Regions from separate parts of the Homo sapiens genome. Here region 2 is linked to region 1. A link is a loop called in an ENCODE intact Hi-C map of the cell type or tissue named here. Cell type or tissue: endothelial cell of umbilical vein. All regions are shown on one strand. Each heading gives the region's core, and the rest is flanking DNA. Links, peaks and the distances in the headings are about the cores only. Region 1 holds the start of PITX2 (paired like homeodomain 2). Region 2 overlaps ENPEP (glutamyl aminopeptidase).

Region 1 (15,523 bases), core at 7,524-15,523:
ACCCCGATCCCCGCACCCGCGCGAAGTGGGCCCTCCGGTCGTCGGCGTACCCTGGTTAGCGTGGAGAGAGGCAGGCGCTGAGATCGAAGGGGCCTAGGGAGCCCTGGACCTTCTTTTCTTGTCTTTAAAGCAACCGCGGCTCTTCTACCCACCCGGTGGAGCCCCTCGAGACCCACCTCTCCCGGCTTGCCTGTGGCAGAGAAGGGGGAGCGCGTTAAATGCTTGGCTCGCTGCGTTGTGGTTGAAAACGTGAAAAAGATTTGGCTCGCCCGGGAGAGAAAGGGGGAGAACTGGGTAGCAGTTATACCAGAGCTATTTCTCCGTCCTTGGCGGGCAGTAAACCCTCCAAGAACGTTTGCCCTGCTCTCCTCAGTCTCGCTCAGTCCACCCAGTGTCTCTCCTCTGCGATCTTAAATCATACTTTAGGGTAATTATTTGTAGTAAGTAAATAAATGGCCGGGTTAGTATCTCTAGGAGAAAGTGTGGCTAAATATGGAAAAGTGGCTCCTGATGGATGAGAGGCCCGAACTCAGCTCGCTCCTGAAACACCCTAGGCCAAGAGCCCGTTCGTTTCAGAATTACAGAAAACCGAGGGAAACTGCTGTCTAGGACAGGGGCACGTTGGCGCTGATGTTCTACAAATGTTTACCGAGCTCCAACTAATGGACAAGCACTGAAGGGTGGTCTTTGCATACAGCTTCCCAAAGAGAAAAGTCCTCTCCACCCACCCACTCCCGCTGCCATTGCGTTCAGATGAGTTCTTAACCCCGGCACCGAGATTCTTGAAAGTAGGTCCACAGCCTCCCCAGCACACTGTGGCTTTATAGTCCTCTAACCTCTGGGCACTTTTGCGGCAACTCTGGAGGGAGATCCCCTCTTGATAAATAAATGTCCTGGGCCCGAGGCTAGGCTGGAGATGCTGCTGCACAGCCAGAGGCTGTCAGGTCGGAAAAACACGCCTGAAGCCTAGCACACAGTAGGCGCCTAACAGCTAGTGTAACGTAGTCTCATCTGAGCCCTGCTCACTCGACGGCCGCCGCTTCTTACAGCCTTCCTTCTCTTCTGTTTTGCAGATAACGGGGAATGGAGACCAACTGCCGCAAACTGGTGTCGGCGTGTGTGCAATTAGGTAAGAACCCCCTTCTCCTGCCCGGGTCATCGGACGGGAGGCCGCGCCACGTGAGGGCGGCAAGAGGGCACTGGCCCTGCGGCGAGGCCCCAGCGAGGGGCGCTTCCCCGAGGGGCCAGCCTGGGCAGGAAGGAAATCAGAACCAAATCGCCAGTGGCCTCTCCCTGTGGCGGGGCGGTGGACTAGGAAGCAGCGGCGCGCTGTGTACCGAAGCCCCCCAGCCTACTCCTCCCGGCTGGAACCGCCGGCAACCGGGGAGGCGCAGAAAGAGTACGCCATCCTGCCCCGGGTTGCCAGAGGGTCCGGGGGACGGGGATGCCGTCAGCTCTTTCCTCTAACTGGGTCTTTGCTCTTTGTCCCTCTTTCTCCTCCGGCCTGCCTCGCCCCTCCCCCTCCTCCCGTCCCCGGCTCCTTTCGGCCGCGGTCCGGGACGCCTCTCTCCGCACGTGGGGCGGGCGCGCGCGTGGCCCAGGCGTGCAGCCGGCGGCCGTTGAATGTCTCTTCTCCAAAGACTCCGAAATCAAAAAGGTCGAGTTCACGGACTCTCCTGAGAGCCGAAAAGAGGCAGCCAGCAGCAAGTTCTTCCCGCGGCAGCATCCTGGCGCCAATGGTAAGGCCGGGAGGGAAGCGCAGGCCGCGCGCTGGGCACCCGCCTCCGGGACTCTGGGCCTCGGGCGAAGCGCAAGAAGGCGAGGCCGCCAGACCTGACGCGCCTGCTGCTTGAACTTAGACACTCCGCCTCTGGGTGGGACGGGAAGCAGCCGTCCCAGGGACGTTAATTCCTTTCCCCAAATTATACTGCACTCCTGAGACCCAACACCTCTCTCTCCCTCTCGCTCGCTCCCTGTGGTCTGATCCCCTGCGCACGCTCCAGCAAACCTCGGCGTCTAGGCTGGCGTGGAAAAGTGGTCCAACAGCGACCTCTGTCGCTCGTTATATCCCGCTGCGCGCAGCACCACCAGGGCCCACTCAGTCACTCAGGCTCTCAGCCACGCCCCACCCAGACTTGTGGGTGCGCGGTTCATCGCGGGAGGCAAGCAAGGGAAACTTGAGTTGGCGAAGGTTTGCTTTGGCTGGTTGGGGGAGGGGCGGGGGGCCGACAACATCCCTGAAGAGCTGGAGGGCAGCCACTGTGCTTAGCAGCCCAGGGTAGAATGGAGGTTTGCCCCTGTCGACGCGAACCTGCCTGAAGTACTGGTTGCCAGGCCTTGGGTTTTGGCGATGTCGTTGCTTGATTGGCTGGTTTCACTCTGGAGGAATCGAGGGACATTGCCAGAGGAGGTCTACAGGCTTATGTAAAAAGTTAAAAAGTCTCCAACCTACGCCACAGGCCTTTCCTGAATTGAAACTTGTTCTATGGGGCGGAGGGGGGGGTGTAAGGGATGGAGGAGGGAAGATGCCTTTCTTTTCAAATACATGGAAAAAAACCCCTCAAATTTACTGTTCCTCTATTTTCCTGGCTCCGTAGTAAATAAGTGCCTAGCCTTAGGAGGCTATTGACCTTTGATAATGTGAGCAGATAAAGCCCCCCCCCCCCCACAGCCCTCGGCCCCTAACCCCCTCTTTCCGGATTAAAGTGTAAGAATACAAATGTAATATGGGATGGAGGGGGGCGATTTGGGACCCCGGTCAAAAAAACAAACCGTATTACTAAGAAGAAAACAAAGGTCTTGCATTGGAGTTTCCCCGTGAATCTGAGAGAAAATGATCATTTGTTGAAATGAAGCGTCTAAAGCGATCCAGTGCTTCACGCCCGGACACTGCACTACACCGCCAGTCGCCCTGCTGGGCCAGTTAAACGCTCACTTGTCCGGGATTAACCCCATGGGGTTAAATGGGGGCAATGCAGAGATAACGTCGCGTGATTTCTGTCATTTAGATTGTGTTAAATTCTTCTTCTGTTTGATAATCGGTAGTAAAAATAAATTATTAGACCGTAGTATGTTTGGGATATGGTTAAAAATCAAGAGCAGCGATGACTTCTGGGGAGAATGCTTTGCGCGGGCTCAGCCCTGGCTCCGGCCAGACTAGAGGAGCTCCCCAATCTCGCTTCGCGCGGGGCGGGCTCGCAGTCGCCAAGCCGAGGCTGACATTTCTTATTGTGCTGGGAGCCAGAGAGACGCAAAATGTCTCCTTCCCCCAGTCCCTACCCCAGGTTTCCTAGACATGGGGAATGCATTCTGAGGACAGGTGGAGAAGCCTACGGTAGGATGGGGTCCTCGTAGGTGAGCAGGAAACGGCTAAGAGCAGAGGAGTTCTGCTTGCGCCAGTCACAAGCCGCGCAGGCGCCCCTGGTCGTTCGCTTTTGATAACTAGCACATAAAGAACTAGAAATAATGAATGATTGCTTTCTTAACCATTACTTTCAGGCCCGCATTGTTTTAGTGCACGTGAAAGGCTCTTCCCCTACACTCAATATGTCTTTTTCTACTTTTTGACCGAAAAGAAAAATTGCTGCCTAAACACGTTTAATGCCATTAATTAAGAAAAGGCATGTAATGGGAAGAAATGCTGAAAATCTTGATTTAATTGGCTTTTAAGGAACTAGTAGACGACAAAAAAAAATCACACGAGTGGGCAAAGCTATAGCACTGCTGAAGGATAGAGCACCTATCCTTCCCTGATTTTAAGTTAACTTATGGAATATCCAAAGTCCTGGCCACAGCCTGCTTGTAAAACAAAAGGATTTATTTCTTGTGTTTTTTTAAAGTTTTTCTTTGCTTTTAAAGAGAAAAAAAGTTCACAATGACATATGACTTCTTCAAAAGGCCGTGATAGTCTATTACGCTACCCTCTCCGCCTCTGCCCCCAACGCCGCCCAAAAATACCATGTCCTCGTTAAAGACTAAACGTTCTGTATAGGCAGAGTCCACCTCTAAGCAGTCCAGGCTCTGCCTTCCTTCCCTAGTGAGTCCCATTCTCCTTGGTATCCATTGGGCGGATGCCCAGCCTGGATAGAACCCCGAAACGGGGGTAGCACGAGAGCGACTGGAGACCCCTAAAAGCCAGAGGTTTGAGAGAGGGTGGACGCAGCTAGCAGAAGATGGTGTAGAAGCCAGCTGAGAACGACCCCCTAGAGCAAAGAGACCTTTCTTTGGCTTTTCTTGCTTTGGGGGTCCTGAAAGGAACTCATAAAATGGTCTTCACCCTCAGGAGGAGGACGGACTGACCCTCCTCTGTCACTGGCTTAAAAAGTTTCAGGGCGGCGGCTCTGGGTTCCGTGCTGAAATCGGACTGCACTGCAGCCCCTTTGGACCTGACGCCTGGCTTTGCGTCCCGACAAGGGGCGGGTACTTCCCCCGGCCTCCCCCAGGAACGCATTAATTGTTAAATAGCTTTGGCCCAGTGGATGGGCTGAAAGTGTTCGACCCAAGTCGCTGGTGTGCACAGACTTCCTCCCTCTGGGAGGTGGGCTCCATGGCCCGTTGTGGCACCCCCAGCCGCGACACACACCTTCACACGCGGCAGCAGCTCGGTCCCAACCTTCTTCGAAGGACCTGGGTTAACCCTGGCGGCCTTGGCGGCCGCAGACCCCTCTCCGCCGCCCCGCCCCCGCGCCTCTCATTCAATCAGCGAATGTTTGCGGAGCATATACTACGTGGACTCCTAATGTACCCCCTGAAAGCAAATAATACAGTTTTCCTCGCCGTCATGAAGGGATTTTAATCCTAACATGGACACCAGCGAGATCAGCCCAGACCGTCTCTAGCAAAACGCAAAATGGTGGTGCGTGGGGTGGTGACCAAGGTCCTGAGCCTTGTCAGAAAGAAGGGGATGTGTAGAGAAAGGTGGAGAACTCTAGCTGTGGCTAGCGCGGAAGGGACAGGTGCTTGCCGAAGGGGGCATGAGGCTTGAGGAAAAAGCAACGAAATAGGGGTAAGGAGAGTTTTCCATTTTCTTTCCTCCGCCCGACCTCCGCCATCCCATTCTCCCCTCCCCTCCCCCACCCCCCGCGCCAATCAAATCTGCAGCTCACTTGAAAGGTGCCCCGCCGCGTTGTGGTTTTTCACCCCCAGGGGAAATTGTACCAGTTGTCCGAAAGTAGTCAGTCCCTGCGGATCCCTGCCCGCAAAAGTGGTCTTCACAGGTCGCGTTCCTCGCTGCTGACTCGGTACACAAAGTTTCTTAAGGCTGGTTCGGCTGTTATTCCTCACCGCCCGCTGCTAATATATGCAGCAGTTGTTAGAGCGGCTCGGGGGAAAAGGAAATGTATAACGAAAGCTTATTCGTGAGCAGGAATATACTAATGGAACAATCTGATGTCTTCTTAATCCTATGTAAAAAGCTTTGTCGTCTTCCTAATATTGACTGAATGGGTAATTAATGGCTCTTCATCTAGGCGAATACCCTGTAATCCAAGATAGGCAAAAGACAACAAGCCCAAGGTAGAAGACAAAAGGCCCAACTGCAGCGGCGTTTGCCCGCCTCCTACCCCCCAGGGTCTCTGACTAGGAAAGTTTTCTCTCAGAGGAGAAAAAGGCAGGAGTGGGAGAATATATACCTATCATTTCGGGGCTAGACTTCACCGCAGCACCTGACCACCCAGCTCAGTTTTCTGTTACTCTGTCTTTCCACCTCCAGTCCTTCTCCCTGCATTTTTTTTTCTTCTTAACTCCTCTAGGATGACCTCCTACCACCACCGCCATTATGGTCCTAATAACCTTTCCCCCTAAACCCCACATCTTTCACTTCAGCAACCAATGAGGCTGTTTTCTGATCCAGGAGGAGATTCTTTTCTTTTAGAACCCAATGCGTAGAGTCTTTGAGAACTAAAGTAGTTGGTAGGGGAGGAAGAAATTAATAGAAAGGGAGAGAGCATACAGAATTGTGTGTGTATGTTAAAGAGCGACCAGGAATGACAGAGTCAACTTCTTTGTGAGGATCTGACGGGAAGAGTGTCCAAGACTCTACCAGCATGTTTTTAACAGGCTGACATTTTAATTTAAACCTTTAGAAGTAATATATTACTTGGGTTACTACAATGAGGTGGGTTCCTTTTTTTTTGTCAGCTGACAGCTTTTAAAATATTATTTCGCTAGGGAAATAAAAGCTTCATCTCAGATTATAGGTGGGTATTTTTGGATTTAGGTGATTTATGGTCACCATGACAACTAATGCTGAATGTTAGCTACCAGCATGTCTGGGAGAGAGAAAACAGAAAGAAGGGAGAGCAAAAGAAATAGAAAAGGGAGATGGACATAAGCTGGAGAGGGAAGAAAAGAGAAAAAGAGGAAGACAGATGAGTGTTTAATCCAACTGTTGTTTAAAAAAGTGGCGGGGGGGTGGGACTTCATTTAGCCCCTTGCCACTTCCTTCTTTCCTGACCTGGATATCTATGCTCAATTTCATATTCCACCCTTCCTTCCCCTTCTCCAAACACATGTGCTATACCATTCTCCTTATTTTACTTAGTTCGGCAAGTAGTTGCTTTCTGGAGACTCAGTGACACCTAGGAAAACTGTGGCAGTAACATGCAAATGTGAGGAAGCATTAACAGCATGTTCGTTGAGTGATTTTAGCAAATGCCCCCTCCTCTAATCTCTTTCTCTTCTCTTCCCCAGGCCACTGTGAGGTGGTAACTCCCACTGCCATCTGAACACTGTTCCCCCAGGTAGTTACCCCAAATCTCAAATGGTTGAGCAGCTAGAGCTGTGGGTTGGAAAAATGGGTACCATTTGCAGGGACCCAGAGAGGGTGGCTGTTGCTCAATATATCTACAGACTTCCAATTCAGAAAATAATCTTCCCCTTTTGACAAGCCAGAGCTTTTTAAATTCCATTTAGGAAATGGGGAAAAGGACAGCTACAGTGAAGCTTTTAATTTCTGGGTTATTTGGTTCCATAGCTATGAGGGGTGGTGGGTAGTGGACTGTTTTCAGCTTGGTTTGTATGCAGAGAAAAGCCAGATATTGGAGGGGGTGGGGCACTTCTCGGGCAGGATGCAAGGTCTCCATCTGACCTCTGCGCCTTACCAGGAGCTCACACACTCACGCCCATCACGTGGCTCCAAGCTGAGTCCAGGCGGGCCTCGTCCTTGAGCTAGCTTGGGCAGGGCAGGACTCCCACCCGTCTAAGGCCTAACAGCTCAGGGAGATGTCTAATTAAGCCATCTTCTGGGTGAACTCTGAAGACAGACTCTTTCCAAAAGTCAGAGATCACTTGGTTGAGTCCCAGGCCAGATTGATACGGAGAGTTTGGCGGCACAGCCCAACCGCTCACTGCCATGGCCAGAGGGACTTTGCACAACTAACACTGAAGAGTGTGAAATTAAATAAGACTTTAAGACTGGTAATCGGTGGCAAATACCAGCACAAAACACGGCTGACCCCATGTCACACATTTCCCTCCTCTAGGGTCTTTCTTTGAAAGAATAAGCAAGAAACCCCAATCGAGACAACCCCTGATGTCTCCCAGACTCAAAACCTCACGCCGGCACTGGGCTTTCCTTCTTTGCCCCACGTGAGCCATGCAGCACCTCTAGTTTCCCTACCAGGATCCCACCAATGTTCTCCGTATTGGAAATTTCTGTGTTAGAGGCTGAACTCATAGTAATTTCTAAAACCAATTAAGAAGAACTTAGCCAGAGGTCACAGTAATGCTGGAATCACAAAATGCATAAGATTTATTTTCTTCTGGCCCCTTTCTCATCCATGCTGCCTATGCCTGTGCACCCACAAGTCTTATGTACATTAAATCTCCAAAATCAACCACCACCATGCCACAGAGTTTTCACTGGACAGTGTTTCTTAGTTCCCACCACATACCTCCTTTTCCCCATGCAGACTTATCATGTTGGTGTCCTGCCACACAGGGGGCCTGAGAAGAATGTCACCCAATCGCCGCTGCTGTGAGTGTGTAAAGTGATTAGGAGATTAGGAGAATGTTGAAACTCCTGCTGGAAAAATGCAAAGAAAATCCTCACTTTGAGTCAGTTGTTTACAGAGCCAGTGTGTGTGTGCGTGTGTGTGTCTGTAATATAAAATGGATGTGAATATATATATACAAATAGATATGGTTTTGCTTTTACTTTAATCTGAATTATCTAGATAATTGTCTTTATTCACCACTTGACTTCAATGGGTCCACACAAATTAGGACACCTTATCTTTTTAGGCATCTAGGCTGCTGCTGATCCCCAGTGCTTCCAACATCTCGCACACGTTGGCACTATGAGGAGCAGTCACGTGCCCTTGGGTTTTTCAACCACTTTGGAGGCTGATTGAGGTCCTTCATACATGTATATTTGTCGTGATGAAAGTTCCATCGGTAGAGTGGAGCCACCAGAGCTTTTATCAAAATTCTGTGGGTTTATGAGAGATGGGTTTAGAAATCTATATGGCTCTGTGGGGCTTCTCGGCTTTCTAAAATAAGGCATTAACACCCAAGCTTCCAAAAATATTTGCAGCTCTGGGGTTTGAATCTTGAAAAACAAGGAGTGAGGGGCTGTGTATACTAACTACAGTGGAGATTTTTTTCATTCTTTAATGTGATGGAGTCCCTTCATGAAATGAAGCTTTAAGGGGCATGGTATTGTGGGGACCACAGCTATTCTGAGGTTTAAAAGAAGAAACTGGAATATGATTAGTAAACACATTCAGCAGAAAAGAGCTGGATTCTTATTGACTTAGTTATAGGTCATCGGCTGGCAGTGCAATGGGAGGAAATATTTACTTTACACATATACTTTATGATCTTGGGGGAATTAGAGGAAATTCAATAAGAAAACGGCTAGAAACATTTAAAACCCTTATTTAAAAGACTTAAGCAAATTAGAGTCTTATCAGATTAAAAACCACTACAAATGTAAGAGCATTGTCTTCAGTGAAACGCTGTGGGGTCTGAGAAGGAGATTCTCCGCCAAATCTCCGGGATAAAATGCGTCATTTAAGCACCAGATAATGAGCAGAATGTAAATTAATTTAACCTTCTTTACCAACAGGCTGCTAGTGTAATGTGTATAATTTAGTGATAAGATTGCAGGACCTAATATAGCTGGATGTATGAGCCTCAGCTAATGCAGACCTGTCACATGAGGATGTGTTTTACTCTGAGCAGGTGTCTGTATGTGTGGAATGGGGTAAAGTGGAATAAAAGGTTAAAAGCAGAAATGCTGATTTAAAGCTTACTATGAAGAAATTCCTCCCTTGCAGCTAAATTATTCTTAAAGTGGGATGATACTGGTGAAGAAAGACTGAAAAACAATTCTCATGTGCGTCTTTGGACTGCAAGTTTAAAATGGGGAGGAGTTGCAGATAGGGTTTGGGGGTGGTCAGGGCAAAGGAGAGACACATAAGTTGCAAATATATTTGTAGTCTGCTTCATCCACTTTGTTCCACATCGAATAAGTTTCCCAATCTTGTGAACAAGGACAAGGAGGGAGTGTTTTAAAGATACTTCATGCTGGCATTGCAAATCATTGACTGTAATGTCAAACAAATACACATTCAGAGATGATAACACTAACTCCATAGTAAAACAATCGCCCATGCAGAAACCCAGAGGAGATTAGTTTGTCCTCTCCAGCTGACCTATGCTGGGGGACAAAAGGACTTTCAAAAATTATTTTGAATATGTTTGGATTTCTTTCTTTAATTTCTTTGGAAATTAAATTTGCTTGGAAACAGTGCTATAAAGAGTTGATGTCTCCAAAGGTGATTTTTTTTGTTTTATATAAATAAGGTTTTGCTTTTGCTAGTTGAGCGCAGTTCTAGGCTTTTCGCCCTTAGCTCACACACACCCCTTCTGCCTGCTTGGACTTTAATGGCTCAAGACAGCCTTGAGCTCACTGGGAAAAGAAAATGACTGTTAAAAATTATCCTTGAAATTGGTTATTTGGCAACATTCTTAATTGTATGGAAATTCATTAAGGCATATTTCATATATAATTAGCTCAAGGTTGTTGATTCTACAGGCTTTATGGATTTAAATCTGATTGATAATAAAGTAAACAAGAGAGTCGAATTTAAAGCGTGGCTCTCTCGGGTTAGGACGAGCTTAATACAGTGTACAAGGAATTTGAAAGATCTAGGATATGTGTCTTAATCAACGTTAAGTAGAATGGATAAGCTTTCAGCATTTTGAAAACGCTGGGTTAGGGTTTCTCTTCTATTGTGTGTTTTCTGTCTGGGGACTAATAAGCATCACAGAGAACGTGATCTGAGGCGACTTTTTATTCTTGTATAAATCCAGAGTGAACCACCAAACAGTTGTTCGTTTAAAGTCAAGGTAATTTTCTTTTGACGGGTCCATTTGCTTCTCGATTTCTAATTTATTAGCCTGCCTTTTCAGGGCTCTGTCTTCTTTGCAATTAAAGCTTCTTCAGATTAGCGCAGCATTCACTTGACAGGCTGTTTGGAAAATTTAAGATCGGAGAGGTGATTTGTTGCTGTTTTTCAAATTTTCTAGTTTTAAGTAACGTGTCTCCTTTTTATATGGGGTGGGGGATTGGAAATGGATGTAGTGAGACACAAAGAGTGGGTGTCTTGTTGATCCTTGTACCTTTCTCTTCTTGACCATTCCACTCTCTTCTCCCAAGCCTTCGACTCCTAGCCTCATCTCTTCACCTTTGGGTTCGTACTAAAAGCCGGATCGCCTTGGGCTGGGCAGGAGCTGAATTCCCGGGAGCTTGCCTGTGTAGACCCAGTGCGCACGGCGAGGCAGTAGCCCGGCCCCGCACTGCTGATAGGTGCAGGCAGGACAGTCCCTCCACCGCGGCTCGGGGCGTCCTGATTGGTGCGGAGCCACGTCAGTCGCACCCGGAGAAGGGTCTGGGAGGAGGCGGAGGCGGAGAGGGCTGGGGAGGGCCGCGGCGGAGTGACGTCTCGGCACCAGGAAGCCCGCCTCTGGTTTTAAGATGTTAGGCCAACAGGGAAGCGCGGAGCCGCAGATCTGGTCCGTCGCTCGCCTGGGTGCCTGGAGCTGAGCTGCGGCAAGGCCCGGCTCCTGTTCGACCGCCCGAGGGGTGTGCGTGTGCGCGTTGCGGAGGGTGCGCTCAGAGGGCCGCGTCGTGGCTGCAGCGGCTGCTGCCGCCGCAGGGGATCTAATATCACCTACCTGTCCCTGTCACTCTTGACACTTCTCTGTCAGGGCTGCCGCGTGGGGGGGGGGCGGGCAGAGCGCGGTCGGCGTTAGCTTTCCTTATTGGAGGGGTTCTTGGGGGAGGGAGGGAGAGAAGAAGGGGGTCTTTGCCCACTCTTGTTTCGCTTTGGAGCTTGGAAGCCTGCTCCCTAAAGACGCTCTGAGTGGTGCCCTTCTGCCCACATCCCATGTCTTCGTTTGCCCGCTGACTTTCCGTCTCCGGACTTTTTCGCTTGAGCCTTCCGGAGGAGACGGGGGCAGCTTGGCTTGAGAACTCGGCGGGGGTTGCGTCCCCTGGCTCTCCCCGCAGCGGGGAAACTCCGCGCCTAGAGCGCGACCCGGAGCGGGCAGCGGCGGCTACGGGGGCTCGGCGGGGCAGTAGCCAAGGACTAGTAGAGCGTCGCGCTCCCTCGTCCATGAACTGCATGAAAGGCCCGCTTCACTTGGAGCACCGAGCAGCGGGGACCAAGCTGTCGGCCGTCTCCTCATCTTCCTGTCACCATCCCCAGCCGTTAGCCATGGCTTCGGTTCTGGCTCCCGGTCAGCCCCGGTCGCTGGACTCCTCCAAGCACAGGCTGGAGGTGCACACCATCTCCGACACCTCCAGCCCGGAGGCCGCAGGTAAGGCGCCGCGCCGCCCTGCAGACATTCCCGCTCAGCTGCTCTGCGCCACCCGCTCCCTCTCGCCCCAAGGAAGTCAGCCCCTCCGGGGGGAGGCGTGGTGGGAGTGGTCGTTCGCCTGGCTCCCCGCAGAACTTCCGGGAGCCGGAATTTTGACTACCCCGCATCCCTTTAGTTCTCCCTCGACCGGCCCGGCTCCTGGGGCGCTAAGGGCGCGAGCAATTCTGCCGCCCTCTCTATTCGTACCCTGGCCTCCCTTCTGTTTCCTGGGTCACAAAAATCCCAGCATCTTGATTCGAGGACCTTCAGAGGCCGCCGACCTCTGTCCCTGTTTTCCTCTCGGCTTTCAGCTCCCGAGGAGCTCCACTCGTTAGGAAATTGCCTGAAACCACTCAGAAATGCCCTTCGCGAAGAGGCATTTTTTTTTTTTTTTTGGGAAAGGGCCGGCGAACTTCGGTGCCCAACCGAATCCCCACATCTTTTCCTAGCCTTCCCAAACCGCATGGAAATCTGAGCTTTCTGCGAGGGGGAGGGGGGTCTGTAAACCACGCGCGTGTGCGCGTCCCAGGAGATTTGGTGTGTCTGCGCAGAGGTGTATAAATATACTTGAAAGCACAGGCTATAAAAGTGAATGTGCCGCTGCAGTGAGATAAACATGTAAATAAAACGTGCGGCGCTGGGGGAGGGGAGGAAATGGGGCGCGGACACCCACACTTGCGCCTGCACACCCCACAGGCGCAGCGCTCCTCGCGGCCCGGAGCCGCCGCGCGCACCCTCCTCCGGCGCCAGGCAGCCCAGCTCTTCCACGGCTTCTGCCGCCGGTCCAGTTGGCGTCCGCGTTGCAGGTGGGCATGCTGACGGGAAAGTGTGTGTGTTTCGTTTTCAGAGAAAGATAAAAGCCAGCAGGGGAAGAATGAGGACGTGGGCGCCGAGGACCCGTCTAAGAAGAAGCGGCAAAGGCGGCAGCGGACTCACTTTACCAGCCAGCAGCTCCAGGAGCTGGAGGCCACTTTCCAGAGGAACCGCTACCCGGACATGTCCACACGCGAAGAAATCGCTGTGTGGACCAACCTTACGGAAGCCCGAGTCCGGGTAGGAGCCAGCACGGAGTCTGGGAGGGATGGGGGGAGGATGTTGTGGAGGTACAGGCCAAGTAGACCAGGAGAGAATGTGGAAGGCAGCGCCGCCTGGGAGGGCGCCGGTGGGGCGCAGCTTTGCAAAGGCAGAAGGCCTCGCGGCGGCCTGGTTGCGAGATTACAGTTCCCTCTCCGAGGCCGACAGGACTGCCGCCCTGGCTCAGGCTCCCAGAGCGGCACCGGCTCACTGCCCCGCCATCCCGCGATCTCACGAGCTGGGCTGCATGGGCAATCCCCTGCACAGGACATTGTGTTCCTGGCTTGCAGTTGCCAGAGCAGAGCTAATAAAATCCCTACCAGGCCAAGAGCCGCGAACAGGCTCCAACCTGTGAGCCTTTAACAAGGAAAACCCGCCAGAGACACGGAAGAGTTGGCCCTCCCTGGGAAACCTTTGTCCCGGCCCTGGCCCAGCTTTTTCCCTCCTGGGCTCGCGCTTCTTACACCTTCTTTACGGTTGTTTCGGCCATTCAGGTCTCTCCCACACACCCTATTTCCTAGTTTTGTGATCTCCGGGAGCAAAGTTTTAATACACAACTACTAGTCCTCTTAGAAGGAGAAAGAAAAAAAGAAGAAAGACTTTTCTGCTTGGTTTATTTATCTTCTCTCAGGAGTTGAACTCTGGAAATTGAAACTCACACCCCCTCTTCTAAATTATAATCATAGTTTTGTAAAAAGGGCTTACCTTAACTTTGTAGCAAATCTGTACTTTATGGATTGGCAAAAATGAGCTCAAATAAATAACCCAATAGCAACGTCCTGGTTTATGCTGGTCGGTGGAAGATTCCAAATTTGTTAGGATTCTGGAAGCAGAAAACAGAATCAAGCAAATCAAGCGGCATCCAGAGGCTTTGCTGTTAAAAAAAAAAAATTAAGTGCTCTGGGTAGAAAAAATAAAGCCCCCGGTTAGAGCAGAGCAAACAAAAAGAAGAAAACAACGATAAAAAGAATAAAGACCAAAATGCTCTCCCAAATCAGAGGGAATGAAGACACTCTCTGGGTGGCATTTGTGCAAGGCATGAGGCTATGCTGGTGGATAAAAGGCCGGGAAGAAGTTGAAAATGGTTTTAGTTTAACTGTCCAGAGCCAGAGCTGGGTCCTGGGCGGCGTGGTTTTGAGCAAGGTCAGTCTTTCATTAGCTCTCTTGCACATCAAGGGAACGGGCCTCTCACGTACTCTTCTCGCCTGAGCAAAGTTTAGATGGCCTAGGGTAGAAATGGCAAGTAATTAAAGACAGAGTCTATGGGTTTTCTGGGATCCTTCGAAAACGCCCTCCCACCCCGCCCGCTATTCCGCAGCTCCACCCTAGTGCTTTGTAGCCGCGGCGCTGGGCTCTCCTTGCAGCTGCCTCTCCTTCCAGGGCGGCTGCTTGTCGAGCCAAGTGGGAGTGAGGCGTGCTTTTTATAGCAGTCGGGTGCAAAGAGGAAGGGGGATAAAAAGGAAATCAAGAATGAAAGGAAAAAGAGAAAAAGCGGATTACACGGCTGGGCCCGGCGGAGATGTGTAATGTGAAACATCACTGGTGTCAGCTCGGATATCTCAGGCCAGGCCTCTCTCCAATACACAAAAGCCGCCGTCTGGGGCGACAGGGAGGCCCGATGTGGATTGGGATCGGGGTTGCGGCTGGGCCACCGGACACGGGTGGAAGCCGGCCGGCCTGGGTGGCCGCCTGCAAAGCCAAACGACCCGGCTGGGCCTGGCGCGCGGACAGGCCTGTGGTGGGCTTAGGGTAAAGAAGAGGCAGAGCGAAAGAAGGGGGAATCTCCAAAACTACCCTTTCCGGGTTCCCGGAGTTTAATATGCCAAGCTCCTGGAGTTAACGAGCTGACGAAGAGGTGGTCTTTTGCTCTTTATTTGGTTGTTTTGCTAGGCGAGAAAGAGTGTTGGCGGCCTAGTCCCTGTTAAGGGAGCACGTACCAGGGGGTGGGGGACGACAGTGGAGGTCAGGGAAGGAAGGGAGGAATTGCGTGGGAGAAAGAGCGATCCTCTAGTGCCCTTCCAGCCCCTTCTCCTCATCCGTGGGTCTGTGGCTTTGGAATGGAAGCAAGTTTGCAAGGTGCCCCGGGAAGGGTTGGAAAAGCCTGCTGCCCCGCGTTTGTTTTACATTAAGTGTTTTTGGACCTGGAGAAACGCCTGGCTGAGTGATCAAACCGTCCGCAGGTCTCCATGCGTTCGGCTGAGGTTTGTGGCGTAGCTCCGAGTCCCAGCTCGCAGGCCAGAGCAGACCAGGTCTCCTGCGCTTGGTGGAGACCCGGGCCAGTAACTGAAAGCTGGCCCTGGTATCTTGGTGTGCAGGGCGGTGCAGTGAAGCGAGGCCAGGGTGTGTGAGTGCGCTAGCGTGTGTGTCGGGGGAAGGCGGGGGTTGGCCTCCGATGGAAGTTTTAGTAATCTGCACTGTGGCATCTGTTTGCTCCCTTGCCCCAACCGCCCCCAGGTTTGGTTCAAGAATCGTCGGGCCAAATGGAGAAAGAGGGAGCGCAACCAGCAGGCCGAGCTATGCAAGAATGGCTTCGGGCCGCAGTTCAATGGGCTCATGCAGCCCTACGACGACATGTACCCAGGCT
Region 2 (15,523 bases), core at 2,606-10,605, 88 kb after region 1:
GAGACTTATCACAGGTAAAATCAATAAAATCCTTTTTCTGACTTGATGTGGACAGTCAGAGGAGGGGAAAATGGATTGCACAACTGGATGAATAATGGTGCTGCCAGTAGAGAATAGAGGAAGGTGAGTCAGTTTGGGAGGAAATATGATTTAAATTTTGGAAGTGTTTGCAAGGTCTGGAAGATATCCAGGACACAGTAGTTTTTCATAATATATGAGTAACCTCTCCAACAAGACAATAAGTTTCTTTAGGAACTTTCGGAGTAGGTAATTGATAAATTATAAACCCTTACCTCACTCATGTAGAATTTCTCTTTCTTTGTCATCCTCCCATGGACAAGTTGTTGAAAGGAAGCTAATCTTTTGGCATCTGTACATTTTGAATGTTTGTATCAGAAGGAGAGTTTCTTGCTAAGCATAAAGCCATATGTTACAGGAGAAAGAGCATGAACTTTTGAGTCTCACAGACCTAGGATAAAAACCTTGCTCTGTGACTTACTAGCTGTGTGACCTTGGCCAGATCACTTGACCCCTCTGTGTCCCAGTTCACCCCAAGGAAGACAGGGACAAAAATCCCTCACAGGGCTGTTGTGAAGATTAAATAAGATAACATAGGTAAAGTGTTGGTCACATAGTTATGTGCTACGTATCCAACAGATGGTAGCTATCCCCATTATAATGAAAGGGGATATGCTGCCAGTTCTATAAATAGCGAAGCAAATATAAATAACGTTGAGAAGTTCCTGGCAATCCATCTAAATACTGCCATATTTTAGTGTGCTTTATATGTACCTAGTTAAGCCTGTCTAGAGTTACTGTGATTTTTCTCACTTTATAGATGAGGAAGCTGAGATCCAGGAAGTCAGTAGTTAAGGACTTTCCAAGTTCATGCTACTTTTGGAACAGTTGTCAATAGCAAAATACTGTTCAGTTGTTTAGTTACATAATGAGTAGAACTAAAATACTCTAGTAAGATTAAAATACAGGACTAATATACTGTATGTTTCCTTCTGTTACTCCATTTACTATTTTTTTTCTGATTATAACAATAGTATGTATTCTTTATGGAGCACTTGGAAAATGCAAAAAAGTATAAAGAAGAATATAAAAATTACCCACCACAGTTAACATGTTTTTTACCTGTTGTGTGTGTGTGTGTATCTTCTATATGCACACATGCACAAACACACAACAAATATAATGGGACCCTACTGTTTTTATGATTAGCAATCCTTTTTCATTTGAAATTATATTTTAAACACCTTGCAATTTCATTTTATATATTTGGAAATCTAAGTTTAATGGACATATCATGCTGTATCAACTTAAAAATTGTTTTATTCTGTTTCTTATTAGTTCTATCTATGCCAAAAAGTATTGAATGAGTTATTTCTGAGTAGGAGCTCTTTCTAGAAAATTCTTACTTTTTTCTTTTATTATTTGCCTAGATGATAGAGAAAAGCGATAATTACCTTTTCAAAATTTCATCGAGAGCCTCTTTAATTTCAACCCTGATAGATTTCAGTAACAGAGCACAGGTAACAGTTCTTTAATGTTACTATCTATTATAAATAATTATAAAAAATTTTAGACAAGTAGACAGCTTATGATAGCCTGAGATTCCTAGAGAAAAAAACATTTTTCTTAGGTGATGATATGAATGCTGTGTTGCACTAATCCTTTAAGTGAATTATTTTTCAATGTAAAATTACAGAGTTTACCTCTTATTAAATTTTGTGTATCATTTGATAGTAAAAGAGCTGAGGCCGGGCACGGTGACTCACACTTGTAATCCCAGCACTTTGGGAGGCCAAGATAGGAGGACTGCTTGAGACCAGTTTGAGACCAGCCTGGTCAACATAGCAAGACCCCCATCTCAATTTATTTAAGAAAGCAAAAAAAACAACTGAAAGACACGAGTAATGCTTTTTAACTAATGACATGCAAAATATATTTGAAGAGCTAAAAGTTTCAAGTAGAATGCATTATTAGACTTTGGGGTCATAGAAGAAAATTTTAATTTCTGAAACTAAAGCTAACATGATCCATAATAAAATGGATTGGTTATCCATTTATGGTAATGCTTTCAACAAATTACCCATTCAAGAAAGTATTAGTCATTGTTTTAGTAATAATTACAGGGTCCATTCTAAATCTCAGCAAGTGGCCTAGAGAATCTGCCTGTAAAGAAAGGTGTACAAGCATACCTTACTTTATTGCGCTAGAGAGAAGTCACTTTATTGCACTTTGCAGATACTGCATTTTTTACAAATTGAAGGTTTGTAGCAAAGCCAGTCTATCAGCACCATTTTTCGAACAACATGTGCTCACTTCATGTCTCTAGGTTACATTTTGATCATTCTTGCAATATTTCAAACTTTTTCATTATTATTATATCTGTTAGGGTGATCTGTGATCAGAGATTTTTGATTTTACTATTGCAATTGTTTTGGGGAGCCACGAACCACACCCATATAGGTGAGAACTTAATCGGTAAGTGTTGTGTGTGTTATGACTGCTCCACCAGCTGGCCATTCCCCTGTCTCTCTTTTTATCTTTCTCTTTCTCTCTCTCTCTCTCTCTTTCTCTCTCCTTCCCCTTGGGACTCCCTATTCTTTTAGACACAGCCATATCGATATTAGCCCAATCAATCATTCTTCAATGGCCTCAAGTGTTCAGATGAAAGTAAGAGTTAAACATCTCTCACTTTAAATTAAAATATAGAAATGATTAAGCTTAGTAAGGTAAGTATGTCAAAAGCTGAGACAGGCTGAAAGCCAGGCCTCTTGTACCACACAGTTAGCCAAGTTCTAAACATAAAGAAAAAGTCCTTGAAGGAAATTAAAAGTCCTACTCCAGTGAACACATGAATGATAAGAAAGAGAAACATCTGTATTGCTGATATGGAGAAAGTTCTAGCTCTCCGGATAGATGGCCAAACTAACCACAACATTCCCTTAATCCAAAGCCTAATCCAGAGAAGGACCCTAACTCTCTTCAATTCTGTGAAGCCTGAGAGAGGTGAGGAAGCTACAGAAGAAAAGCTGGAAGCTAGCAAAGGTTGGTTCTTGAGGTTTAAGGAAAGAAGCCATCTCCAAACATAAAAGTTCAAGGTGAAGCAGCAAGTGTTGATATAGAAGTTAAAGCAAGTTAATAAGAAGATCTAACTAAGATCATTTTTGAAGGCAGCTACACTAAAAAACATTTTCAGTGTAGATGAAACAGCTTTATATTAGAAGAAGATGCCATCAAGGACTTTCACAGCTAGAGAGAAGTCAATGCCTGGCTTTAAATCTTCAAAGGACAGGTTGACTCTCTCATTAGGGGTGGATGCAGCTGGTAACTTTAAATTAAAGCCAATACTCATTTACCATTCCAAAAATCCTAAGGCCCTTAAGAATTATGCTAAATCTACTCTGCATGTGCTCTATAAATGGAACAACAAAGCCTGGGTGACGGCACGTCTGTTAATAGAATGGTTTACTGAATATTTTATGCCCATTGTTGAGACCTGCTGCTCACCAAAAAAGATTCCTTTCAAAATAGTACTGCTTATTGACAGTGTGCCTGGTCATCCATGAGCTCTTATGGAAATGTACAAGCAGATTAATGTTTTCACAGCTGCTAACACAGTATCTATTCTGAAGCCCATGGATCAAGGAATGACTTTCAAGTCTTGTTATTTAAGAAATACATTTTGTAAGGTGATAGCTGTCATAGATAATGATTCCTTTGATGGATCTGGACAAGGTACATTAGAAACCTTCTGGAAAGCATTCACCATTCTAGAAGCCATTAAGAACATTCATGATTCATAAGAGGAGGTCAAAATATCAACATTAACAGGAGTTTGGAAGAAATTGATTGCAACCGTCAGGAATGACTTTGAGGTGTTCAAGACCTATATGGAGGATGTAACTGCAGAGTGGTGAAAATAGCAAGAGAGCTAGAATTAGAAGTGAACCCTGAAGATGTATCTGAATTGTTGCTATCTCATGATAAAACTTGAATAGGTGAGGAGTTGCTTCTTATGGGTGAGCAAAGAAAGCGGTTTCTTGAGATGGAATCTACTCCTGGTGAAGATGCTGTGAGCATCTTGAAATGACAAAAAAGGATTAAAAATATTCCATAAACTTAATTGAGAAAGCAGCACCAGGGTTTTGGAGAAGTTCTACTGTGGGTAAAATTCTATTAAACAGCATCGCATGCTTCAAAGAAACCTTTTGTGAAAGGAAGGGTCAATTAATGCACCAAACTTCAGTGTTGTCTTATTTTAAGAAATTGCCACAGCCACCCAAGTCTTTAGCAACCACCACCCTAATTAGCTAGCAGCCATCAACACTGAGGCAAGACCCTTTATCAGTAAAAAAGATTACAACTCGCTGAAGACTTAGATGATTGTTAGCATTTTTAGCAATAAATTATTTTAGTTAACATATATACTTTTTTACACATAAGGCAATTGCACACTTAGTAGACTGCAGTATAGTGTAAACATCACTTGTATATGCACTGGGAAACCAAAAAACTCATGGACTCACTTAATTGTGATATTTGCTTTATTGCGTGGCTTGGCACCAAAACTGCAGTATCTCTCAGGTATGCCTGTGGCTTTAATATGTAACATGCAATGAATAGGAAACTGGAAAAATGCAACCCAATTATCATGAGGAAAGATTACAATTAGCAATAATTTTGGTAGTTGAAAAAAAATAACTGCAAAGGAGAGTTGGGTAGTGAAGATCTGTCAATGTGTCTCCAGTGTGCCCATGGAAGTAGGTGCCAAATTGAGCTGGAACATGTGTTTCAGGCTATTTGACAGGTCTGGTCCTACAGAAAACAGTGTATGTGACAGAGACCTACTAGTTGTTTACCACACAGTTCCCTTTTCTTCCTGGGTACAGAATTGGACTATGTTAGCCTTCCTTGCAGGACATGATTTGAGAACTGGCTATAAAATGTGGGCAGAAGTAATAGATGCACTTCTAGGCCTGATTCCTTCATTATCTTCCCCTGTCTTTGAGCTAGATGCAAAAGAACCAGTGAGGGATTCCAAGATGCAGGGGATGGTAAAGCCATAAGAAGGAAGAAGACAGGATTTCCAAGTCATTATTTGGTGGAGAGCCACCTAGGAAAGATGACAGTCAGGAATATCTCCTTTAGACTGTTGCATGAACAAGAAACTTTTATTGCACCAAACCACTATTGATTGTTTCTAAAGTGCAATAATTAGACTCACCTGGCTAATGCAATATATCACACTATCACAATTTAAAGACATCTGTAAAATAATTAATCTACCTTAACTCTTCCTTAATTCTTTTTTTTTTTTTTTTTTTTTTTTTTGAGACAGAGTTTCACTCTTGTTGCCCAAGTTGGAGTGCAATGGTGCAATCTCGGCTCACTACAACCTCCGCCTCCCGGGTTCAAGCAATTCTCCTGCTTCAGCCTCCCGAGTAGCTGGCATTACAGGCAGCTATGTATAAAAAAGTATATATGTTAACTAAAATAATTTATTACTAAAAATGCTAACAATCATCTGAGCCTTCAGCCAGTTGTAATCTTTTTTACTGATAGAGGGTCTTGCCTCAGTGTTGATGGCTATGCCTGGCTAACTTTGTATTTTTTCAGTAGAGACGGTGTTTCTCTATGTTGGTCAGGCTGGTCTCGAACTCCCGACCTCAGGCGATCCACCTGCCTTGGCCTCCCAAAGTGTTGGGATTACAGGCGTGAGCCACCGCGCCCAGCCCTTTAATTCTTACTAAGTAACTTGCTTCCTGGAAAGAGATACCTAATTAGGTGACATGAGTATTCAGATTCACTAACTAGTATATTTTAACTGTGTAAATTAACAAGTTAGCATTCTTAGTTAATCTCTTGTATGTTTGGTTTAGATAAGTAGATCTTCCAAGACTTGGTTGACTAGGGCTGAACTGACAAATTGAGTTTCTAAACCAGCAAAACTGAACCCATAATCATCCAATCAAAGCTTGCACATTCCATGAGGCTTAGCTTGAAAAAATGAAGAAAGTGCTTCCCTCTTTGTCATCAAATACAAAAATACATGCCCATCATTATTTTGGTATTAAATATTTATGTATAATTATCACAGATGTTTAGTAAATCTATTTCTATAGAAACTGACTGGACAGTCTGGATAGTCCAAACCATCCAGAGGACACCCTCAAATCTGGAAGTAAGAGTTGCAAAAACAGCTATTGTAGAGTCCGCACCACCTCCTAGAACTTAGACCCAGCCCAGATCCTATGCACTTAGAAATGTCTCTTTTAAAATATTATGTTTTAGCAAGATTGGTTACCTGACACCATATAACAACCTTCAATCCTTCTAAATGTTAGAAAGCAGTAAATTAAATGCAAACAGGTGGTATGCTACTAAATGTGGATGCATTAACAATAGCCAAAATAGCAGCTGATACTAAAAGATGGAGACATAACTAAAATATATGCAGTTAACCTCTAAAAGTACAGCATTCTGGGGCAAACAACCCTTCATTAAACTAGGACTTTCTGAACTCAGAATGTACGTAGCACCTTGTTGATAATAGGGTGGACAGGAGACAAGAAATATGTGTAGTTTGTGTCATCAAGAAGCTTATAATTTAGTTGAGAAAAAAAAAAGAGAGGCCAGGCGCGGTGGCTCATGCCTATAATCCCAGCACTTTGGGAGGCTGAGGCAGGTAGATCACCTGAGGTCTGGAGTTCAAGACCAGCCTGGCCAACATTGTGAAACCCCATCCTTACTAAAAATACAAAAAAATATCCAGCTGAGGTGGCAGGCACCTGTAATCCCAGCTACATGGGAGGCTGAGGCAGGAGAATCACTTGAACCCAGGGGGCGGACGTTGCAATGAGCTGAGATCGCTCCACTGCACTCCGGCCTGGGCAACAAGAACAAAACTCTGTCCCAAAAAAAAAAAAAAAAAAAAGAAACAACGAAAAGAGAGAACATATGAAGCTTAATAACAATGATTTTGTTTAAAATATAAAGTAATAATACTAGGAATAAGGGCTGATGAAAGTGACAGGATAAAATATACTATATTTTATGACAGGAGATGATGACAGGAGAGATTATTCAGGGTAACTGGAGTAGCCAGAAAATGTTTTATAATAGAGGTTCTCTTCTTTCATTAGAAATTATGAGTTTAGTTGTTGTTTTAACGCCTAAAATAGCACATACAATAGAAATGTAAATAAAAGACCTTGGGGAGAGTCCCACTATTGCCTGAAGAATTTCTAACTAATGAATCATCAAAGAAACCAAGAGGAGGGAGGTAGGACTGGTAACATGAGCTGGTTGCCCATTTAGTACACTCAGGACATGTTCGTCATCCGTGCTCTAAGCTGAGAGCTGAAGATGTCCTTAAACAGGAAACAGGAACTTATTGTACAGCCTAAAAATGGAGCAGACACTTTGAAGTAGAAAAAGACCTCTAGTTTGCTTCTGGCTCAGTGACCAGACATGATTCTGAAGTTTCAGATAAAGGCAGATTTGTCATCAAAGCTCTGTAACTATCAGCCTCTTCATTTATTTGTTTATTCATTCATTTATTCAATAAACAATTATTAGATGCCTGCTGTAGATCCAGAACAACAATAACAAATAAGCTCCATTTCCTCTAAGAATATTCTGTGGGGAGGGGAGACATAGATAGGTCAATAGTTAGAACAAAAAAATGTGTGAAATGTATTGACAAAGGGATACGAAGGAGTGTGAGAACTCCCTGCTCTTTCACTTTCACAGTCATGCTTCTGTCCAGAGCACACGTCTCCTCTACATTCAATTTTTATCACCCATTTATACTCTATCCTTAGCCTCTGAACTCTCAGCCTAGATATTTTTTAGGAATGCTTCCTGAACCCCCAAACCTGGGCTGATGCTTCTATGAGTGCTTTTGGTGATCTGCATTGCCACAGAGGCACTTAGGACACAGCATTATGTCTGCCTGCAAACCCATCCCTAGACAACCATCTACACAAGGGTTAGGATTGCTTTTTTTTTTTTTTTTTGCTCCAGCACTGCCCCCATTCTTATCTCTGTGTTTTGCACATAAGCAATACGTGCTTGAAAGAATTAATCTAGTAATTAAGGATTAAATTTATTATTCCAAATATTCTAAGGAGTACATAACACATATTAGAACAATGTCTATTGTGAACTCTTGAAATGCATTTTACAAAGCACTTGAGTAAGCTTTAGTTATCTGGAAAATTCACTTGTATGGAAACTTCATTCCATGAAAGTGCTGGGTGAATTGTACTAGGGTAGATGAATTATTCACGCTTTCAAACTTGTAAACAGTAAATCAAACAGCTGCCGAGATATTCTTCCAATCCTCAATTAACTATGGTGACCAATGGGGAAAATATTTAGTAATAGTTAAACCAAATCCACTGAAAACCTTCCAGTGGAATTCTAACGTTCTTATTATGTCTTTTACCAGTGCTGTTACACATTGTTGAAAATGTCTTTTTTTTTTCTGTCTTCTCCCTTTTCCTCTGGCAAGTGTACTTATGAATAAGAAAATGGTCAGAAGACCACAAAAGATAGAGCCTCGCATTGAAACACAGCATAAAATACTAAAACAAAGTGGCATTGATCTGGGAATTCTGCAAAAATTTAGAATTTTTTTTGATCACGATATTACAATAATTATTAACATAAATAAGCAAGAGAGAGTTTTGTTGTAATAGCAATCCCTGTGCAGAAGGGCTTCAGAAGGATTTCACCTCTATAATGACAAAGCTGGTAGTTTGTAGTAATAGTAAAAAAAAATCACAAAAACTGTTAACAATAAACGTTTTTTTTTAAAAGGCCCAAAGGTGGAAAAAACATGCTGGATCCACAGAAAAACTTATACACAAATGTTTATAGCAGCATTATTCATAACAGACAAAAGGTGGAAATGATCCAAATATCTATCAACTGATAAATGGATAAACAAATGGTGGTATATCCATATAATGGGATATGATTTGGCAATAAAAAGGAATGAAGTAGAGTTACATGCTATATCATGGATGAGCCTTGAAATCGTTATGCTAATTGAAAAGTCACAAAATACTGCATATACACTTTTATTTATGTGAAATGACCAGAAGAGACAAATCTATAGAGGTAGGGAATACATTAGTGGTTGCTTAGGGCTGGGCATATGGGAGGCTGCAGGCATGACAGCTAAAGGGTATGGGGTTTCTAAAACTGACTGTGGTGATGATTACACATCTGTGAATACACTAAAAAACACTGGATTGTACACTTTAAATAGGTGAATTTTATGGTATGTGAATTATATCTCAGTAAAGCTGTTCTTAAAAGGCAATCTACTGGAAACAGAGTAAAAATTTATTGGCCAGGAGAAATCATACCTCATTAATATTTTAAAATATTTTACATGAGCAACTAGGCATATGTAAATAAAGAATGAGTGATCTACTTTTATCTTCAAGAAGACACAAGTGAAAGTCCATACCAAATACTATTCTAAATCAAGTCCTCATGAAATGGGGCAAAGATGAGTCTGGTTTGTCTTAGAAAAGAAATAGTTTTGAAACACCAAAACAAATACAATGGAAAAAATATAAAAAGAAGGATTCTTTCCAAGATTGCAGCTAAAGCTTGCCTTATCTATTATTTTTTTCATCAATCTGGAATTTCGTGAGAAGGTTTACTTGTTTTTATACAACTCTAACATTTTTCAAGTAAGGAAAAAATAAATCAGTGCAGATAGAACACAAATATATTTCCAAAAAATGGTCTAATTTAATGGGAGCATTAAAAAAATCCTCAGGCTTGTCATATAACAGTTAAAGAAATTCAATGGCTTATCTGATAAAAGAAAAAACAAAAAGGAAGGAAGGAAGGAAGGAAACTTACACATTGATCTTCCAATTGTTGGGCATGCGACCCTTCTCCTTTGGATATGGGTATTTATGATAAATCAGTCAGTCAAGATAAATCATTGAAAAGAATATCTCAAGGTATAACAGTTCTGATTGTAGATGAAGATTTGGAATCATCAATAAATTATTTAAGAGATCACTTAGCTGAAGTTTACATAAGTTCCAGCTTTACTGTTGCATCTTTATACTTATATTAGTTTAATGTGGTACATCAATTCAAAGAAGAAATAAATCAATTAATAATATTTACCTTCTTTTTCTGACCTATTAAATAACACACTGCTTGTTATATTATCTTCAGTCCATTTAACTGGGATATTCCATGTATAACTAAAATTTTTTTAAAAAGAAAAATTTAACTTTTATTACTAAAAGATAAAATTTCAAGAGTAAAAATCACTAAAAAGCAATAGACAAGTATATTTTTCTTTTAAATGATTATCTAGTCCATACTACACAATTAATGTAGTTAATACAACATTTTAGTGATGAAGATAAGCTGTGTAACTGTTCTCAATTTCTATAAATCTATAAAATTTAGAAATTGCATCAAAAATTAGCTAAGCATGAAAAAGATTATTTCAATAACATGCTTTGGCATTTTAGAATAAAGATATTGCATAAATTACACAAATATAATACATCTTATTATAATATTGAACATTCACACACATACTTGCACACAGTCTAATATGCTACCATTTCCATCAAGGAACACAAAACATTTTTAGAAATTAGAAGACAAATAGTAAACTCTGTGAAGGAAATAACACATTTTAGAAATTATGCTGAAAGTCTACCACCACCATCATCCCCTAAAGCCTCTCATACCCTCCCCTAAATATCCCCTATTTAGAACTAGAACTGAAGTGCTCAAGGGAAGAATCATCAGGTAAGCATGTTTCAGGAGTTTTCAGTGCTTCTCTTTAGCTACTTAGTATTTTCCTGCAGAGTGGGTAGGTGGGAGTTAACTTTGTATTTTGATATATACACTTAACAGTTTTGTCTTGAAATCTCATTTTTTTTGGTTTGTTCTTATATCATCTCATATCAGAAAATGCAGATCTGGAGAGAAGGTGAATCTACGTACCATTGGCTGGTTTAGGTTTCAACTCAAAGTTGGTTTATCTGTCAACATTCAATTCCCTAACAGAGAATTAGGGTTAACATTTCACCTTTTCAAGATATAACAAAATGTATGTCATTCAAGGAGAATATATTTTTGCTATATACCTGAAAGAAGTAATCCCTTGTTTTATAACTATTGAAGTGTTTTACAGGATTGAGTTTTTTTAAAATCAGCTCCTTTGGAGCATTTTACTGCAGTGGAATGTTTTTGGCTATACGTTTCATAAAACCAACACATAAATTGCTTCTTGGGCCTTATAGTGGACACTGTCAGTGCTTCCTCCTTATCTCCTTAGACCCCTTTCTCTCTTTTTTTTTCTTTTTAGACGGAGTTTCATTCTTGTTGCCCAGGCTGGAGTGCAATGGCACGGACTCGGCTCACTGCAACCTCCGCCTACCAGGTTCAAGTGATTCTCCTGCCTAAGCCTCCCAAGTAGCTGGGATTACAGGCACCTGCCACCACACCCAACCAATTTTTTTGTATTTTTAGTAGAGACGGGGTTTCACTATGTTGGCCAGGTTGGTCTCGAACTCCTGACCTCAGGTGATCCACCTGCCTCGGCCTCCCAAAGTGCTGGGATTACAGGCATAAGCCACTGTGCCCGGCCCCCTTTGTCATTTTTGTACACCTTGGATACCAGTGTGCTTTCCCTGCCTACAATCAATACCTGGGTCTCTCTGACAGAGGACTGCCTTCCAGCTACCTGAGCAAGGAAAGCCAGAAGTTCCTGGGAATTTACGTCCTTCTGGATGTGGCCCTTAACAGTGAGTGACAGGTGTGAGAATGCTTCCTGCCCCATCCATCAGGAGCACTCTGAAGTATGATCTGCACTGGCTCCAGGACTTTCCTGCAGGACTAAGTCAAAGTTACTCTCTTCAGGACCTGCTTCATACAGCACCTTTGCTGGGCTTCCTTTCCTTCTCTATCCCACTGCCTGCTCCCCCACTGATCTTTCCTGGAAACACTTTCTAACAAGTCACTTTCACACACATGATCATTTCGGGGTCTGCTTCTAGGGACACCAAACTAAGAGCCCTTGCAGCTTCTCAGAAGACCGACAAAGAACATTCCTAAGATGCCACATCTTACCTATATACCTCACTTGCACTGGTCTGCTGAATTGGTGCTGCCATGTAAACTCACATTTTATGCTTCCTCTTCTTTCCCCAATGCCAATCTGACTGAAACAACAGAGCAGGCAGCGTCTGGATGACCTAGGCCCACAGTTAAGGTTTCCTATTTTGACTATCCTCTCTAAAACATGGCCTCTGGGACTACACCAGGCCTCAAAAGGGCAGAAGCTGTTCTCCTAATCTCATGTACAAAAATACTGCTCTGAGGTCTTTAAGAGTATCATAAGATAAAAATGATAGAAAGTTGAGGCTATACAATTTTATAGTTTTAGAATCACATGATCTAATGTAATCTAAGCTGAGTAAAATCACAGACTTGAGAGTATAAAATGTGAAGAAATGGAAATTACATAAATGAAACGATTGAGTTTTCTACATATTGGCTAACATTCAGGAGTATCAGGATTCATTTTTATAGACATAGTTCTTCACTATCTAACCATGTAAGAGGTTCTAGCAGTATGAAATATGGCCACTCTAATTTTCTCTAAGGAAACTGACTTTGATTGCACCAAGCTGACACACTTACTCCCATTCCCTCTGCCTGTTTACATGGAGTGGACTATCAAAGGCACATATGCTTTCCTGAGAGAGACATCCCGGGATGGAGATGTGAAACTGGCTCATTTCTAAGAGATGGTTGAGGACATGGTGTTAAAGCAATAACTTATACATGGGTGAGCCATTTGAATTATAAAAAGGTTCTAGTCAGTAAGAATTCCCTAATCTTGGATTATTTAAACAGTGAGAAAATATTTATAGAAGATCATTGAACTCACAGTACAACTTAACTGGCCACACTGTCTACCAAACAGGAACACATCTGAACAGAAAGTAGATGGAAGTTAGGATTGGAAAAAAAGCTAATTCCTTTATGGGTGCATGAAGGCATTTATTATGATCAAATTCTTCTTTTAAACAAAGAAGAATCCTTTTGCTATAATGGTTCTTTCTTATTTGTTCAGGAGCTACTACGGATTTTTAACAAACTTTCTCAACAGAGAAGAACCTCTTTTCTAAGTCTCTTTTCCTATGCATATATGACTTCTTAAAAAATAAAAATAGAATGAACATATTAACTTTATGATAAGCCATCACAAAAAAATTCATGCAACTAAGAATATAAATAAAATGAAAATAGTATCTGAAGGTGGAAACTGAAGACAAATATTAAAGACAGTATAAATGTGAATACAGTTCTATGTTCTAAGTCTTGGTGAATAAAATTTTAAAATTTACTGTTACAAAAATTGATTTTATACCGTGATGATATATTTAGTTCACTTGGCAGTAAAATTGTTTGGTTTGTGTGAAGAGAAATTCATAACCAACAAGCAGCTTGTAAAAATCCAACCCCATTAATTAAAAAAACTCCTTAGTTTAAATTGTTGACTGTCTTTGGCTTAAATTGTTGACTGTCTTTGGCTTAACAAATTAATGGATACATATGAGAGGAAGTAACAGTTACTGGGAAATTTTCCCAGTGTAAGTTTATTTCTCAAGAGAGAAATACTTTTTAAATTTTAATATCCAGAGGCTCCAGCAGTATTAAATAGTTAATCTAATTTGCTAGAACACAAAACAGTAACTATAAAAGAAACACTTTATAGTTGTTAGCAGAACTACCACAGAGATTATTCTATGATTTTCGTAGTTGAATTATCACCTGAAAACAAGTCAGATCTATGTTTCAATTCATGTATCATGAAGAGGAAAAAGTGAAAAACAAATGTTTTCTCCATCATCATCTAATCTTTCCTTTCTAAAATAAAGGTAAGGAGTACACTTACCTGCAGAGTTCAGGGAGTATACAGACACTCCCTGAAGGGACCTCATATTGGTCTAAGTAGTCAAATTTTCCTTTGTTGTGGTGTGACCTATTGATTTTCAGAACTCGCATTATAGCAGGATACCCAGTTTCTCTGAATGTCACTTAGTGTGGGAGGCTGGGTGTCTGAGGTTTCCAGGAAGAGAGGCCGGAAATGAGCCTCAACGAGTTGAGTACAACGGCTTTCTCAATGCTTCTCCAGTTCAGGTGTCAACTGGCATCTTGGAAGCAGCTAATTTAATAATTCTGAGAGTTCATCATTCTCTGATGCCTTGGAAAGTCAAGTGCTTCGGCAATTTTAATTTTTGGAAACACCTGAGTGTGCTGTAGTGTGACTTATTTCCCCAAGCCCTGAATTGTAATCCAGGAAACAGGCTCTGTTACCCCCCTTATAGAGTACCCATCATGAAATGAGACTATAAAGATCTTTCTCTTCTGAATAAATATGGCTACGATCACTGTGGTGCAAGATGAGAACAATATTCTAAAAGGAGATTGTTCTCCGCCAATTCACCTGATTGAATTCCTTCCACATTGTTCTTTAATTAGGAATTTTAGCTCAATAAAATCTTTGGAACATCTGCCATGCCCTCCAGCCCACAGCCACTCCTACCTAGCCCAGGCTTATTGTTTCCATCAACTATCACGTGGGCTGCTCATTGCAATATTGTCCTAACTGGTCTCCCTGCCTCCACTCCTCCCCAACTGCCCAGGATCTGTGATCAGTTCTCCACAGTGCAGCAAGAGGAGAGCTTTGAAAAATGTAAATGTGACCCTGCCAATTCTCTCCTTAAAATCCTTAAATTTGCATACTATTTTCAAAATCTTTAACATGGTCTGCATACCTGGTTCCTGCCTTCCTCTTCGTCTTCACCTCACACCACTTTTCCCAGTCACTCTCTGCTATCCCGTTTCTTGGAACCAGACTGCCTGGGTTTACATCAAGCCTCCATTATTTACACTGTGTGACCTTGAAATTACTTAATCACTTTTACCACAAATTCCTCATTTACTATAAAATAAAATGCATCTGAAGTGCTTAAAATAGTGCCAACCACTTGGTCAATGTTCAATAAGTGTTGTAAATCATGTGTATAAGACTTTGGGCTTTCATATACGCTGTAATTTCTGTTTTGGGGCGGGGGGTTTGTTCTGTTTTTTTCAGACAGAGTCTCACTCTATCACCCAGGCTGGAGTGCAGTAGCATGATCTTGGCTCACTGCAGCCTCTGCCTCCCAGGTTCAAGCGAGTCTCCTGCCTCAGCCTCCCGAGTAGCTGGGATTACAGGTGTGTGCTACCATGCCCGGCTAATTTTTGTATTTTCAGTAGAGATGGGGTTTCATCATGTTGGCCAGGCTGGTCTCAAACTCCTGACCTCAAGTGATCCACCCACCTAGGCCTCCCAAAGTGCTGGGCTTACAGGCATGAACCACCACGCCCGGCCATAGTTTCTATTTTGAACATCCAGAGAAGTCACTTCCCCACACCAATTTGCTCACCTTAAATA

What was found. Peaks named below come from ENCODE experiments on the same cell type or tissue, not always from the same donor. Only the 100,000 strongest peaks of a DNase experiment are listed, where the experiment ranks them.
Region 2: it touches region 1 in a loop (4-fold over the local background); 2 of 110 quality-filtered maps call a loop at or near these places.

What each region holds. Positions count from the first base shown.
Region 1 is chr4:110,618,559-110,634,081 of GRCh38, reverse strand. It overlaps PITX2 (paired like homeodomain 2), which reads left to right and starts at 11,005. Exons shown (of 3, transcript NM_000325.6): 1 at 11,005-11,826; 2 at 12,713-12,918; 3 at 15,394-15,523. The coding sequence starts at 11,622. RefSeq lists enhancers at 1,253-1,765, 7,132-7,633, 12,397-13,049, 13,704-14,355, 14,356-15,009 and 2 more and a silencer at 10,945-11,034. In endothelial cell of umbilical vein, for the core only: no CTCF peak of the experiment used is centred there; a DNase peak (open chromatin) is centred at 10,861; H3K4me3 peaks cover 914 bases; H3K27me3 peaks cover 7,286 bases.
Region 2 is chr4:110,525,931-110,541,453 of GRCh38, reverse strand. It overlaps ENPEP (glutamyl aminopeptidase), which reads right to left. Exons shown (of 20, transcript NM_001977.4): 11 at 10,177-10,256. Among named protein-coding and RNA genes, the nearest start is that of ENPEP, 58 kb to the right of the region's middle. In endothelial cell of umbilical vein, for the core only: no CTCF peak of the experiment used is centred there; a DNase peak (open chromatin) is centred at 7,353; H3K27ac peaks cover 2,325 bases.